Regions from separate parts of the Homo sapiens genome. Here region 2 is linked to region 1. Evidence: read pairs that join two places in POLR2A ChIA-PET (ENCODE). Cell type or tissue: B cell. All regions are shown on one strand. Links, peaks and the distances in the headings refer to the core of each region. The heading gives the core; the rest is flanking DNA.

Region 1 (7,925 bases), core at 2,014-4,513:
CAGCACACCCCACTTTCTGGCTTTCTCACTCTGGCCTGCCCTCATTTGCCTGTTGCTGCTCCTCTCCTTAACTGTTCAGTGTGTGGGTTCCTCAGGGCTGCATTGCAGTTATTGTCGTTTTTAAAATAATACCGTTTTTTAATTTTAAAAATTCAATTTATTCATTTATTTTAAAAATTACAAATGAGAGCTCATTATGTTGGCCAGGCTGGAGTGCAGTGGCAACTCACAGGTGCAATCACAGCCTCAAACTCTTTGACTCAAGGGATCCTCCTACTTCAGCCTCCAGAGTAGCCGGGATTACAGAGTGTGCCACTGCACCCGGCAGGTTTGTTTTTTTTTTTTGTTTTTTTTTTTTGAGACGGAGTCTTGCTCTGTCACTCAGCCTGGAGTGCAGTGGCGTGATCTCAGCTTACTGCAACCTCCGCCCCCCAGGTTCAAGTGATTCTCATGCCTCAGCCTCCCAAGTAGCTGGGATTACAGGCACCCGCCACCATGCCCAATTAATTTTTCTATTTTTAGTAGAGACGGTATTTCTCCATATTGGCCAGGCTGATTTCGAACTCCTGACCTCAAGTGATCTGCTCGCCTTGGCCTTCGAAAATGCTGGGATTACAGGCATGAGCCACCTTGCCCAGCAGTGTTTTTTTTTTTGTTTTTTTTAATTAAAACCATAATAACATAGTACCAAGATTTGGGAAAACAGGAAGCAGAAAAAAATTACTCCTGAATATGATTGGGAGCTTGGAGTGTTTCCTTTCACCAGTTTTCCTTTGCTCTTTCTTGCACAGTCATAATTTCTACCGCATCATCAGTACTGTCCTGCATTTTTCTCTTAATGTTGTATCGGAAGCTGCCTTCCGTGTCGTTACTGAGGATTCTATTAAATACACGATCAACTCATCCCTTTTCCTGCTCATGGATATTCCGGCTGTTTCTAGTTTTTGCTATTATGAATAACAGTGCAATGAACATTGCATAAAATGTTCTTCCTGTATTTCAGATGATGATGTCTCTTGGGGTGAAGACCCAGGAAGAGAATGCTGGGTAAAAGGCTGTGGCTGCCTTAGAGGCTCTCAGTAAACTTGCCAAACTGCTATGCCAACCTTTAACCCCCAGCATCCAGGGTGAATGGCAGGAACTGTTTTTTATTTTTCTCTCTCTCTCTATTTGATTTTTAAAAATTTCTCTCTCTCTCTCTCTCTCTCTCTCTCTTTTTTTCCCCGAGACAGAGTTTTGCTCTTGTTGCCCAGGCTGGAGTACAGTGGCATGATCTCGGCTCACTGTAACCTCTGCCTCTGGGTTCAAGGGATTCTCCTGTCTCAGCCTCCTGAGTAGCTGGGATTACAGGAGCCCGCCACCACACCCGGCTAATTTTTTTTTTTTTTTTTGAGACAGAATTTTGCTCTTGTTGCCCAGGCTGGAGTGCAATGGCTCAATCTTGGCTCACTGCAGCCTCTGCCTCCTGGGTTCAAGTGATTCTCCTGCCTCAGCCTCCCGAGTAGCTGGGGTTACAGGCATGTGCCACCACGCCCAGCTAATTTTGTATTTTTAGTAGAGATGGGGTTTCTCTATGTTGGTCAGGCTGGTCTTGAACTCCTGGCCTCTGGTGATCCGCCCGCCTCGGCCTCCCAAAGTGCTGGGATTTCAGGCATGAGCCACCGCGCCTGGCTAATTTTTGTATTTTTAGTAAAGATGGGGTTTCACCATGTTGGCCAGGCTAGTCTCAAATTCCTGACGTCAGGTGATCCACCCACCTTGGCCTCCCAAAGTGCTGAGATTACAGGTGTGAGCCACCACACCCAGCCTGTTTTTTATTTCTCTTAGGTCTGAAGAGCCTGTTCCTTGTGTGTAGGGACTGCTCCCAACTGTCCTCTGTCCATGCATTCATTCATCCTAAGGCGGGAGGCAGAATAGGGCTGTGGTGTCAGGCTGCCTGGGTTCAAACCAGCCTCCCCTCTTAACCACCTTGTGTCCACTTCCTCAGCTGTAAAGTGAACATCATGACAGGGAGCTACCTCACAGGGTCCCTGTGAGGCTTTCTGTGCATGAAAGCATGGAAGACACTTGAAATACTACGGTAAGCCAGGATGACAATGGTCAGGCCTAGAGAGAGGAAGGGGCTGATCTCTCACCACCTAGTGATGCAGGGGCAGAGCTGAGGCCAGAATCAGGCTTCCTGCCTCCAGTGCTCTCTTTCCCTGATGCCAGGCTACTGCTGTGGATGGTGTGGTTTATGGCGTAGGTGGCCCTCTGTTCAAGAATATGTGGGAGGGGTGGAGGGCCTGGATGGATCTATAAGGTGGGGTCTCTCCCTTTCCTCCCAGAGCCGTCACCTTCTTTCTGGGGTGCTTTCCCCCACAAAGTTATCTCTCTAGGTTAGAGCTTGGGGCCCCAGCTCAGGCCTGTTCCCCAGAGGTATATCCAGGGGACATCTGGCCCCAAGGAATCTCCCTGGCTAGCCCTTGAGGAGGGCGTTTCAGTCTGGAGGGAAAGGTGAGTTCTGAGGACCCCTCCCTAGGTGACTGTGTCAGTTTCCTAATGCTGCCCTAACAAATGACCATATACTTAAAACAACACAAATGGATGACCCTAGACTTCTAGAGGTCAAAATCTGAAAATGGACCTTATGGGGCCGAAGTCAGGGTGTTGGCAGAGCTGCTAGGGGAGGATCCTCACCTGGCCTTTTCCAGCTCTCCAGGCCACCCACATGCCTTGGTTCATGGCCCCTTCTAGTAGCTGGGTCCCTCCCACCTCTGCCTCCGTCATCATATCTCCTCCGATTCCCCCAAATCCCCTTTTGACTTACAAGAACCCCTGTGGTTACATTGAGCCCATTCAGATAATCTAGGACCATTCTCCATCTCAAAACTCTTTACCTAATCACCTGTGCAAGGTCCCTTTTGCCACGTGAGGTAACATATTCACCTGATTCTGGGGATGAAGACATGGACATCTTTGTGGGCGGGGGGGGGGGGCGCATTATTATGCCTGCCACAGCAGCCAGTAGCAAAGATCTCTCTGGATTACTGGACCCCCAGGTCCTGCTGGAATTGTACCACTAGCCTCCAAGATGGAGGGAGGGCTTGGGGGTCCAGGCCTGATATGCTGTGGCCGGGGAGGGGTATGAGAGATTCTGTATGATGGGGGGCCCGGAAGGAAGGCAGTGCACCTGTGATAGTGTGATAAATGTGTTCAGTGAGGCAGACATTGGGAAATGTCACCCCTGGCCTTCAGAGGTAGTCCTGGTAGGTGTGGGACCCACTGTGAGGCACTGCCACAGAAAGCCAAGCAGCACCCGCTCCACACACCACCATCACTGCTGTGTGTGTACACGTGCTTGTGGGTGTGTGCACTCATCTGTGTCTCTGCATGAATACTCTTGGGAGGGCCAAGGAACAACTCTTGAAAAAGGTCCTTTCTGCTCTTGTTCTAAGAAAAATAATTACACAAGTGACTAATTTTATCCCTAATCCCATAATTACTTTATTATGTAGCTGGTGAGAGGGCCCGAGCTGTGCCTTTGGCTCCACTCTGGCTGTTAGCCCAGTTGGCCTGGTCCACCAGCGTTGAGCCCCGCCTTGTTTCTGGCCTGGGACTGCCATGAGGGCAAGATGAGTTCCATTCTGGCTGAGATCCAACTACCCTTTGGTATTTGGGGTCTGAAAAGACCACCATTTCTTCCCACCAAGCCCATGCACAAAGTAAGAGCTTGTGTTTAGGGAATTAAGTCAGTAGATTCAAGAGATCTGGGTTCTAGTTCACCCCTCTCATTAACTTGCTCCCTGACCTTGAGCATGCCATTTCCCTCTGGATCTCAGATCTGTTGTCTGTGATACAGGGCCCTGGCCAGCTTAACACTCCATGATTCCATGAGGAGAAATGGGAAGACTAGAGCTTTGAGACAGAGGTACCTTCTTGCTACCTGCTGAAAACATACCCCAATCATAGCATTAAAGATAATATTAATAGTAGCTGGGCACAGTGGCTCATGCCTATAATCCCAGCACTTTGGGAGGCCGATGCAGGCGTATAGCTTGAGCTCACGAGTTTGAGACCAGCCTGGGCAATATGCAAACCCTGTCTCTACAAAAAATACAAAAATTACCTGGGCGTGGTGGCATGCGCCTCTGTGGTCCCAACTACTCAGGAGGCTGAGGCGGGAGGATCGCTTGAGCCTAGGAGGTTGAGGCTTGCAGTGAGCCGAGATCACGCCACTGCATTCCAGCCTGGGCAACAGAGTGAGACCCTGTCAAAAAAAAAAAAAAAAAAGTAACAATAATATCCATCATTACTTGATAGCAAACCTTGTACCTGATTCTTCATTTATATTTTTCTCATTCTATACTTGGATGACTAGGTGAGGTAGGTTTTACGGAAGAGGAAGCTGAACCAGCAGTTGATAAAGTGACTCACCTGTCATGAAATGGCAGAGGTAGGACTGTAGCCTATGCTCTTAGCCTCTGCCTCCATTGTCTTTTTCTACTGTATAAATAAATGAAGGGCCACTCAGCTAGGAAGTGGCGGGGCTGGGATTTGAACCCAGGTCTGTCTGTCTCCAAAGTTCTTGCCACCTCCCAGAATTAGGCTTCCAGGGGTGATTATACTCTTGAACTTCAAATATGTAAACTTAAGCTTGACACAACAAGAAATAGCGATGGTGAAATAAATTGGAAACTCCAGTAGACCAGAGAGTTGGTAGCCCGAGGTTGTGTTCTAGCTTTGCCACTGGCTCACGCTGTGAACTTAAGCAGATCCCCACTAATCCCTAGGCCTCAGTGTTCCCATGTACACGAGGGGTGGGATTCGATGGTATCCAAAGGCCTTCCTGGTATTGATGGTTTGACATTCTAGGCCATCTGGTCCCAGAAGGTACTGTGGGGCAGGAGACCAGCTCATGGTGGAGACCAAAGGGTGGGTGAGTTGGCAGCCCTAGTTTTTTCTATTACATTTATTCCCACGAGAATAGAGATTGCTTGGACTGTGTCCCACTGAACATTTGCAGAACAACTTACCCAGGCCATGGAGTTGAGAATAAAGAGTGGAGGAGGTAGTTTCCAGGCTGTTCCTGCAAGGTTACTGCCCAGCCTGGGCTATTAGCTCCTCAGGGGTCCAGGTCTGTCATCTACCTTGCTCCAAAGGCTGCATTGGTCTCAGGTAGGCAGAAGCAATGGCTGCACGTCTGTCTGTGGGAGTCTGTGAGGGTGCCTAAGCATAATAAATAAGAACACTATTTTGTGTTTTCTCTGTCTTTTTTTTTTTTTTTTTTTTTTTTTGAACCAGGGTCCCACTCTGTTGCCCAGGCTAGAGTGCAGTGGCTTGATCACGGCCCACTGCATGCAACCTCCACCTCCTGGGTTCAAGTGATTATCCTGCCTCAGCCTCCCGAGTAGCTGGGATTACAGGTGCATGCGACCACATCTGGCTAACTTTTGTATTTTTAGTAGAGACAGGGTTTTGCATGTTGGTCAGGATGGTCTCAAACTCCTGGCCTCAAGTGACCCGACCACCTCGGCCTCCCAAAGTGCTGGGATTACAGGCGTGAGCCACTGCACCCAGCCTACTTTGTATTGTCTATTATCACGGCCTGCAACCCACTTTCCTTGAAATATTACGTTTACTTCTCTTAAAACCATATGAGGTATGTATATGGTCATTCCCATTGTACAGTTGAAGAAACTGAGACTCAAAAGGTTAAGTACTTTCCTTCAGATCACACAATCAGTGAGGGATAGAGGGGGATTTGGGATTCTGCCTCCAGAGCCCACGGTCTTGGCCTTAGGGACTGATACCACATGGGCCGAAGCAATAAGCATGAGGTCAGGAGTCAGCGGGTTTGGAATCCCCCCTCTGCTCACCATCTGTGTTTCCTTGGGCAAGTTACTTTATCTGTCTGGATTTCCGTTTCTCTCTCCATAAAATGGGTATATTAATACCTGCCAGTTGGGATTGATTTAAAGGTCACTGAGATGATGGGAAGTGCAAGTGTCTAGCCTGTGGGCTTTCACCTCTTGCCCCTGCCTCCTTCCTGCTTCCCTCTACATATCTGAGGCTCTGGCCACCCTGGAGGTCTCCCACGCATAGCTCTTAGCTTAGGCCTTTGCACAAGCTGCTCTTCTGCCTGAAAGTTGCTGTCTCTGCCTGTTGTTGTAAAGATAGACTTCCTTCACATCTAGACTTCGATCCTTTACTGTTTCCTTGAGGATTCTGGAAAGGGGAAGGGGTGAGGTAGGTTCTCCCACAGGCCTGTTCAGTGATTATCAGGACAACCCCTCGGTAGGGGCAGAATTGAGGGTAGCAGGTAGGGTCCTGAACACCCTGGAAATATAAATCCCTCCAGAAAATTTCCTCCCTTTATACTTGACAGCTTAGGAAGGGCGTGCATATGAGGTGAGTGTTTCGTCTTTGGATCATTAACCTTCCTATTACTGTGGTCTCACTTTTTCAGTTCCCCCTATTTCTTTGGCATCATCTCATGGCCTTTTACTTTCTTGTTTGGTTTTCTTGCTAGAACTTACAAAAAAATTTTCAAAATTGTGGTAAAATATACAGAACCTAAAATTTACCACCCTGACCACTTGTTTTTTGAGGGAGGGTCTCTCTCTGTTGCCCAGGCTGGAGTGCAGTGGCATGCCCTTGGCTCACTGCAACCTCTGCCTCCCAAGCTCAAGCGATCCTCCCGCCTCAGCCTCCTGAGTAGCTGGGACTACAGGCACATGCAACTGTGCCCGGCTAAGTTTTTTTTTTTTTTTTTTTTTTGGAGAAACAGGGTTTCACCGTGTTGCCCAGGCTGATCTGGAACTCCTGGCCTCAAGTGATCCAACTGCCTCAGCCTCCCACAGTGCTGAGATTATAGGTGTGAGTCACCATGCCTGGTCCATCTTAACCATTTTTAAGTAAGTGTACACTTCAGTAGTGTTGGGTAGGTTCATATTGTGTAACACCATCACTACCACCATCTTCAGAACTTTTAAATCTTTTTTCTTTCTTTTTTTTTTTTTAGAGATGGTGTCTCGCTCTGTTGCCTAGGCCTGAGTACACAGGTGCAATCATAGCTCACTCCATCCTTGAACTCCTGAACTTCAGCAGTCCACCTGCCTCAGCCTCCTGAGTAGCTGGGGCTACAGGTGCATACCGTGGTACCTGACTAATTTTTTTTTTTGTAAAAATGGGGTTCTTCTTTTGTTGCCCAGGCTGGTCTTGAACTCTTGGCTTCAAGTAATCCTCCTGCCCTGGCCTCCCAAAGTAACGGGATTACAGGTGTGAGCCTGAATTTTTTAATTTTTTAAAATTTACTTTTCCACGGCAGAGTATTGTTCTGTTGCCTAGACTGAAGTGCAGTGGCACGATCACTGCAGCCCCAACCTCCCAGGCTCAAATGGTCCTCCCATCTCATCCTCCCAAGTAGCTGGGACTACACATGCATGCCACCATGCCTGGCTAAGTTTTTCTTTTTTTCCTTTTCTTTCCTTTCCTTTTTTTTTTTTTTTTGAGACAGGGTTTCACTCTGTTGCCCAGGCTAGAGTGCAGTGGCTCAATCTCGGTTCACTGCAACCTCTGCCTCCTGGGCTCAAGGGATATTCGCCCCTCAGCCTCCCAAGTAGCTGGGACTACAGGCATATGCACTATCACACCTGGCTAATTTTTTATTTTTTGTAGAGACAGGGTTTCATCATGTTGCCCAGGCTGGTCTCAAACTCCTGACCTCAAGTAATCCGTATGCCTCAGCCTCCCAAAGTGCTGGGACTATAGGCATGAGCCACTGCGCTGGGGCAGCTAATTAAAAAAAATTTTTTTTGGATACAGATTGGGTCTCACTATGTTGCCCAGGCTGGTCTCAAACTCCTGGGTTCAAGTTATCCTCCTGCCTCAGCCTCCCATAGTGCTGAGATTATAGGCATGAGTCACCGCACCCAGCCTGAATA
Region 2 (7,925 bases), core at 1,969-4,468, 190 kb before region 1:
GACACTTGGGATGGTGCAGCACATGGTATGGAGAGGGTGGCCTGCTGGATGCTGGGGTCCAGAGGAGATGCTGTTGACTTCCCACAGTCCTGGCTTTGTTCTTCAGCCTAACAGACCTAGACAGACAGCTTCCATCTCAGGAACTCCACACACTCCTGTTAACCAAGCTCAGGCACTACTGAGTGGCTTAGACTCTTCCAGTCTGAGCGTTGGTGCGCTTTCACACTGTGCATGCCTCCTGGGCCACCGTAGTATCGGGATGTCTTTGGTGAGCCTGGAACTAGATCCAAGGTAGTTAGGGTGACCTTAAGAGGGGCCTCTCAGCAACTGTAGGATCATCTTGCAAAAGATTGACTGACTCTCTTTGCTGTTGGAGTGACCCATCCAGTCCTGACTGCCTTTTGTCCATTTATTTATTTTTATTTTATTTTATTTTTTTAAGACGGAGTCTTGCTCTTTCTCGCCCAGGCTGGAGTACAGTGGCATGATCTCGGCTTACTGAAGCCTCTGCCTCCCAGGTTTAAGCGACTCTTCCTTCCTCAGCCTCCCAAGTAGCAGGCAGATGCCTGCCACCACACCTGGCTGATTTTGTATTTTTAATAGAGATGGGGTTTCACCATGTTGGCCAGGCTTGTCTTGAATTTCTGACCTCAGGTGATCCACCTCCCTTGACCTCCCAAGGTGTTGGGATTACAGGCGTGCACGTCCGGCCTCTCCATTTATTCTTCTGCCTGTTTGCTGAACAGTCCCCTGTCTCCTTCTAGTTTTTTTTAAAGACTTACTGGTGTTTTGAAACTGGTCACTATCCAGTTTTCTTGCTCAGCAGGCCACTAGTTCCTCTCACATGACTGATCTTTTACTAATGGTTTTCAAGCTTAAGTCTGAGGAGGTGGTCTTATTTTTCTTATTTCCAAGTCCTTGTACTTGCTGGAATTAGGAAGAGAGAGGGTTCCTCCTTCTTGGAACCCCCAAATACCAACAAGAAATATGATGGAGGAGGATAAACTACATAGGGCCCAGAGCAATGGGTAGGGCGCTTTGCTGGACCACACATTCCTTCTCTCGCTGTGTTTGTTGCAGGCTTGCCACATTTCAGACACAGGTGAGTGTTAGGGATATAGTGGCAAGCAAGGCAGACTCAGCCTTTGCCCTCGTGGAACTTGATCTAGTGGGAGAGACATATATTAAACAAATCATCCCATTACCTGTAATGACAAACCATAGTAAATGCTCAAAGGAGAACATGTGATATCATAGCACCTGTAACACAAGGACCAGATTCAGGGTATAGGGTTGGGGAAGGCTTCCCTAAAGAATAGCTCACAAGAAACAGAGGATTTAGAAAGGTGGAGAGGAAGGTAGGGCTGCATCTGAGGACAGGAGAGGATTGCGCAGTAGGTTGCAGGCTGCTTGATGAAGAGGTACTGGGTGGGCCTTTCTTTTGCTGCACTCCAGGGTCCAGAAGGTGCTCAGTACAGGTTGGTGCATGGACTAGAAAGGCTACAGGCAGGCTGGGATAGCACAGGGGCTACCTGCAGGGGGTGGTTCTTGTCAAAGGTGCAGGGTTCCCAGATGGTCTCTCCCCAAATGCCAGAGCTTTAGGGGGTAGCTTAGGGAAGAACAAACATCTTTCTGTAGAGAAATACTTGTTCTCACAAGCAAGACAGCTTTCTAGATATTGAACCAATGATGATAATGTTAATTAATACCTGAAATCTTACATTAAATATTTAAAGGGGTCCTGCATGGTGGTTCATGCCTGTAATCCTAGCACTTTCAAAGTGGCCAAGGCAGGTGGATCACCTGAGGTCAGGAGTTCGAGGCCAGCCTGGCCAACATGATGAAACCCCATCTCTACTAAAAATAACAAAAATTAGCCAGGCGTGGTGGTGTGTGCCTGTAATACCATCTCCTCAGGAGGCTGAGGCAGGAGAATCGCCTGTACCCGGGAGGCGGAGGTTGCAGTGAGTCGAGATCATTGCCATTGTACTCCAGCCCAGGCAACAAGAGCGAAACTCTGTCTCAAAAGAAAAAAAAAGGCCAGGCCCAGTGGCTCATGCCTGTAATCCTAGCAGTTTGGGAGGCCGAGGTGGGTGGATCACCTGAGGTCAGGAGTTTGAGACCAAAATACAAAAATTCGCCGGGCGTGGTGGCACATGCCTGTAATCCCAGCTACTTTGGAGGCTGAGGCAGGAGAATCGCTTGAACCTAGGAGGCAGAGATTACAGTGAGCTGAGATGGCGCCACTGCACTCCAGCCTGGGCGACACAGTGAGACTCCATCTCAAAAAAATAAATAAATAAGTAAATAAATAAAGGGAGAAAATAATAACAGAGTATTCTGTGCCACTGATGATTGCGTATCAATCAGGAATTAATATGAAGCAAATCAGAGTTTATGATATACAAATAGACCTTTTCAAGACCCTATAGATTTTCATTTTTCTTGACAGGATGCTAAAACACCAGGCTCTCTGATTTTCAACATGGGAAAGCTTTTTATTTTTTATTTTATTTTATTTTATTTTATTTTATTTATTTTATTTTATTTTATTTTATTATTTTATTTATTTTATTTTTTGAGATGGAGTCTCGCTTTGTCGCCAGGCTGGAGTGCAGTGGCACGATCTCGGCTCACTGCGACCTCCGCCTCCCGGGTTCAAGCAATTCTCCTGCCTCAGCTTCCTGAGTAGCTGGGACTACAGACGGGCACCACCATGCCTGGCTAATTTTTGTATTTTTAGTGGAGATGGGGTTTCACCATGTTGGCCAGGATGGTCTTGATCTCTTGACCTTGTGATCTGCCCGCCTCGACCTCCCAAAGTGCTGGGATTATAGGCATGTGCCACCGCGCCCGGCTGGGAAAGCTTTTTAAAGAGTGAGTGGTAACACTCAGAAAGGTGCTTCCTTCCAAGACTTCTAGACTCTGGTAACAGTAGCCTCTGGCAATGTGTGGCTGTTTAACCAAAACTGAATAAAATTTAAAATTCAGTTCCTCAGTTGCATTAGCCATGTTTCCAGCGCTCAATAGCTGCATAAGGCTAGTGGCTACTGTATTGGATGACACAGACTTGGACCATTGATCATCGCAGAAAGTTCTTTTGGACTGTGCTGCTCTAAAGCATTTGTGTTTTGTCCTGGGAGTACCACTTTGTAGAGCAGGTGTTGACACAGTGCTGGCTGAAATGGCCCTTCCTCCCTTGCCCCATGGAGGCTGAAATGGCCCTTCCTCCCTTGCCCCATGTCTGATGGAATAAGGTGCTGAAATGCTTGCTGATGTTCTTGCAAATCAAGTGTTGGGAGTTCACTAGGTCTCATCTCTCTCTTCTGCCGACAGTGTTGGAGAGCTGGCTGGACTACACTGGGGAACTGGAGCCCCCTGAGCCGCTGGCCAGGCTTCCGCAGCTCAAGCATTGTATCAAGCAGCTGCTGATGGACCTGGGCAAGGTGCAGCAGATCGCCCTCTGCTGCTCAACATGAAACTGGGCACCCAAAACTCATGGGGGCACAATCCTGGGGCACCTGCAGGAGGAGCTTCGCATATTTAAATAAATAAACCTAGCATGCTGAATGCACGTGACACCGACTGACTTCAGGGATCTGGGCCAGGAGTGTGGTGGACATTGGACAAAGAGGCCATTTTGGCTGCGGGAGGACACTCTGATCTCGAAGCCTGCCATAAAGGTAGCAAATAGACTCTTGGGATTCCCCTCTTCTGTGCACATCGTTGAATGAAGAGAGTCTTTTTGCACAAACTTCACTTGAAATTGTGCCACTGATGATAAACGGAATGAGAGCCAAAAAAGTTTAGTTGGAGACAGTTGTAAATTCAATTTGGAGTTTATTTAATTGACTTTTCTATCACGTTGGGGCACATGCCAACTCCCTGGTTTCTTCCTGGCATGGTGTTTGGGCAGCAGGCATCATTTTCCTTTTCTAGCTTCATAGGAATATTGTGAGCTCACCATGCTGTGGAGGTTGGGAAAGAGCAGAGTCTTGGCTGCCCTGCTTTCTCCTTAGGACTCTTCACTTTTCTCACCACATCTCTTGCATGACTTCATGGTACTGGGGACAAGTTTGTATGCCTTCACCCCAGAGCTGGCTGGGTTATGGCTTTTGTAGCAGAGCCCATACAGCCTATGGAAGAACTAGAATCTCACTCACAGTAATAAGAATCTAGGAGGAATTCCAAACCGAAGCAGGCAGGGTCTGGAACCCAAAGGACAGCATTTTCTACCCACTTCTTAATATTGACAGCTTCCCCGTTCTATTTAATGTCCAAAAATGTTTCCCAAAATTTCAAACTCTTTCACTGTAAAGATTTGTTACAAAGAATGTGGTTTGGGGAATTACCTTATTTTATATTGTTGTAAACAAACTTCAAATTCTACATGTGCGACTTTTCTCCTTCCTGAAGGGTGTTTAGTAGTCAGCGTTTTCAGAATTGTTTTGTTACTATACTTTAACATTTTACATTTCCTGTTTGTATTATTTTGTGAGAGCAAGGTGATCATGCTGCTTAAGGTCCAGGTACAACCTATTTGTACCTTTTGAGACAATATTTGTGTTACTTTTGCAGGTTACGGTTCCACATGTAATTGCTATATTTTGTTTTGTTTTTCCTTACTAGGCAAAGTTAAAATGTTCCATGCTTTGAGGAGTGACCCATTTCACTACTTTGTTTTCTTATCACTAAAGGCAAAAATCAAAGCACAGTTGTCCATTAACACTTATAAGTTAATTATGGGTTTATGAGTCTGTAATGTTATATGCTGCAAACATTTACTATGTAAACGTGAAGTAGCCAATAATATCTCAATAGTAGTAACAGTATCTTTAGCGACCTTTGGAATAGTTAAGCACAGGTCATTGTGGACATGAATTCAGGCCTCTGTACTAAAATCTATTTCAGGGAATGTTCTGTCTAGTGATTTGCTCACCATTTGATATATAATGAATTATAGGACAAGTATAAGCTGATCTGCTATAGCTGTCCATCAGAGAGAATACACGTGGCTATAACATCTATAACAAAACGACGATTCCTCTACAAGAGGCTGTTTCTCACTGCTAACGTTGGTGTTTCTGGCGTGGGAAGAAATGCACAGGCGTGCATGGCATGCACGTTCAGACAGCTGCATTGTAAGAGTTCTGTCATGCAGTCTGAAAAGGGAAGAAACAGGATGGCTTTCTGTAGCCACACCTGTGAGGCGTGATGATTGTTGTATTATTAGATTACTGATTTTTCTTTTCTGAAAATACATTTGAGTTTTAATCACATCTGTGGAAGCTGTAACTTTTAAGGTAGTCAATTTCATGTCTTGTTCAACGATGTAAGCAGAAACTGAATTGCCCTAATTTTGCCAACTGGCCATTATTGGGATTATTGTTTAAATTTTTGGTAAAGGAAGTAATCTCCTTTCATTCATTGTGACTTTTGTTCTTAGGGAAGCAGAGAAGACTCCCCAAGTTCTTATAACCTCATTGTGCTTCCCTAATTTAAAGCCATGTTGAGGGGCTCCATTCCCAATTCCTGGGTCAAGGTGAATTAACCCTATGTTGGAGCACTGGAAACCGTTATTTGCAAACATTGCTGTTACCATTTAGAAATATGTGCACTATCAGCTGGGTGCAGTGGCTCACGTCTGTAATCCCAGCACTTTGGGAGGCCGAGGCAGGTGGATCACCTGAGGTCAGGAGTTCGAGACCAGCCTGGCCAACAGGGTGAAACCCCGTCTCTACTAAAAGTACAAAAATTAGCTGGGCGTGGTGGCGGACGCCTGTAATCTCAGCTACTTGGGAGGCTGAAGCAGGAGAGGTGCTGGAACCTGGGAGGCGGAGGTTGAAGTGAGCCGAGATTGCGCTATTGCACTCCAGCTCGGGCGACAACTGCAAGACTCCATCTCAAAAAAATAAAAATAAAAGAAAAGAAAGAAATATGTGCACTACCTAAGTTTTGTCTTTAGAAAAACTATCCACCTATAAAAAATTACCTTGACAAAAATAGTTCCGGTTTGACTAATCATTTTGTTTCTTTAAGTGGTAAGTGTATGCAAGGTGGATCCTTGATGAGCCAACATTGCACTGTGGATACATATCTATGTTTACGCGCTATTAGAACAGAAGGCGCTGTATATAGAAATGTTGCTTTGAAGCAATATTTGCAAAACACGCAGACTTCTGTATCTGTATTTGGAAAAAATAAAACAGGTTCTTGTTGCTATGTTTCAGTTACGTATTGTTGAGTTACAGTCATGCATCATATAACGTTTCTGTCAACCATGGACCCCATATACAGGGTGGTCCCATAAGATTATAATGGAGCTGAAAAATTCCCATCACCTAGTGATGTCCTGATGGTCCTACTGCATAGGCCTAGGCTAATGCGTGGATTTGTCTTAGTGTTTAACAAAAATCTAAAAAGTAAAATATATATAAAAAATTTAAACTAGAAAAAAACTCATAGAATAAGGATATAAAGAAAATATATTTGTATAGTTGTACCATGTGTGTAAACACAAAGTGTTATTACAGAAGTCAAAGTTAAAATTTAAAAGCTTACAAAGTATAAAAGTTGGTCAGGCAAGGTGCCTCAGATCTGTAATCCTAGCACTTAGGGAGGCTGAGGATGGAGACCCTGTCTCTAAATAAAAGGCTGGGTGCCGTCGCTCACGCTTGTAACCCCAGCACTTTGGGAGGCCAAGGCGGCCAGATCACCTGGGGTCAGGAGTTCAAGACCAGCCTGGCAAACATGGCAAAACCCCATCTCTACTAAGAATACAAAAATTAGCATGGTGGCGCATGCCTGTAGTCCCAGCTACTTGGGAGGCTGAGGCAGGAGAATTGCTTGAACCCAGGAGGAGGAGGTTGCAGTGAGTCGAGATCGTACCACTGCACTCTAGCCTGGGCAACAGAGTGAAACTGTCTCAACAAAACAAAAAACAAAAACAAAAAGTTATGGTGAACTAAGGCTAATTTATTATTGTAGAAAGAAAATTAAAAAAAATAAGTTTAGTAGTTCGTGACCAGCCTGGGCAACATGGTGAAACCCCATCTCTACAAAAATTAGCCAGGCATGGTGGCATGCACCTGTATTCCTAGCTACTTGGGAGGCTGAGGCAGGAGGATCACCTAGGCCTGGGAGCCAGAAGTTGCAGTGAACCTAGATTGTGCCACTGTACTCCAGCCTGGGCAACAAAGTGAGATCCTCTCTCAAACAAAAAAAAATTAGTCTATGTGTTCAGTGTTTATATAAATTCTGGAGTAGCGTACAGTAACGTCCTACATCTTCACATTCACTCACCACTTACCCAGCCAGAACAATGTCCAGTCCCGCAAACTCTTATTTTTTACTTTTATATATATATATATATATGTGTGTGTGTGTGTATATGTATATATGCATATATATATGTGTATGTGTATATATGCATGTGTGTATATATACATATATAAATATATATAAATGTTTTTTTTTTTTTTTGAGATGGAGCCTCACCGTGTTGCCTAGGCTGGTGTGCAATGGCGCGATCTCAGCTCACTGCAACCTTCGCCTCCCAGGTTCAAACAATTCTCCTCCCTCAGCCTCCTGAGTAGCTAGGATTACAGTTGCCCGCAACCAAGCCCAGATAATTTTTGTATTTTGAGTAGAGATGGGGTTTCACCATGATGGTCAGGCTAGTCTCAAACTCCTGACTTCGTGATCCGCTCACCTCGGCCTCCCAAAGTGCTGGGATTACAGGTGTGAGCCACCGCACCCGGCCTATTCTATATTTTTACTTAACCATTTCTATGTATAGATACACAAATACTTACCATTGTTACTGCCTATAGTATTCAGTACAGTAACATGCTGTACAGGCTTGTAGCCTACGAGCAGTAGGCTCTATCACAAAGCCTAGGTGTGTGTAGGCTATACCATCTAGT

What was found. ChIA-PET counts read pairs that join two places held together with the same protein. Peaks named below come from ENCODE experiments on the same cell type or tissue, not always from the same donor. Only the 100,000 strongest peaks of a DNase experiment are listed, where the experiment ranks them.
Region 2: POLR2A ChIA-PET joins it to region 1 with 5 read pairs; 19 of 35 experiments call an interaction of 5 or more read pairs at or near these places.

The regions. Positions count from the first base shown.
Region 1 is chr20:36,129,602-36,137,526 of GRCh38, forward strand. It overlaps a transcript of EPB41L1 not described here. Among named protein-coding and RNA genes, the nearest start is that of EPB41L1, 21 kb to the right of the region's middle. In B cell, for the core only: no CTCF peak of the experiment used is centred there; a DNase peak (open chromatin) is centred at 3,350.
Region 2 is chr20:35,944,149-35,952,073 of GRCh38, forward strand. It overlaps PHF20 (PHD finger protein 20), which reads left to right. Exons shown (of 18, transcript NM_016436.5): 18 at 3,337-6,222. The coding sequence ends at 3,479. Among named protein-coding and RNA genes, the nearest start is that of SCAND1, 6.4 kb to the right of the region's middle. In B cell, for the core only: CTCF peaks have their summits at 3,465 (motif pointing left) and 3,693; a DNase peak (open chromatin) is centred at 3,493.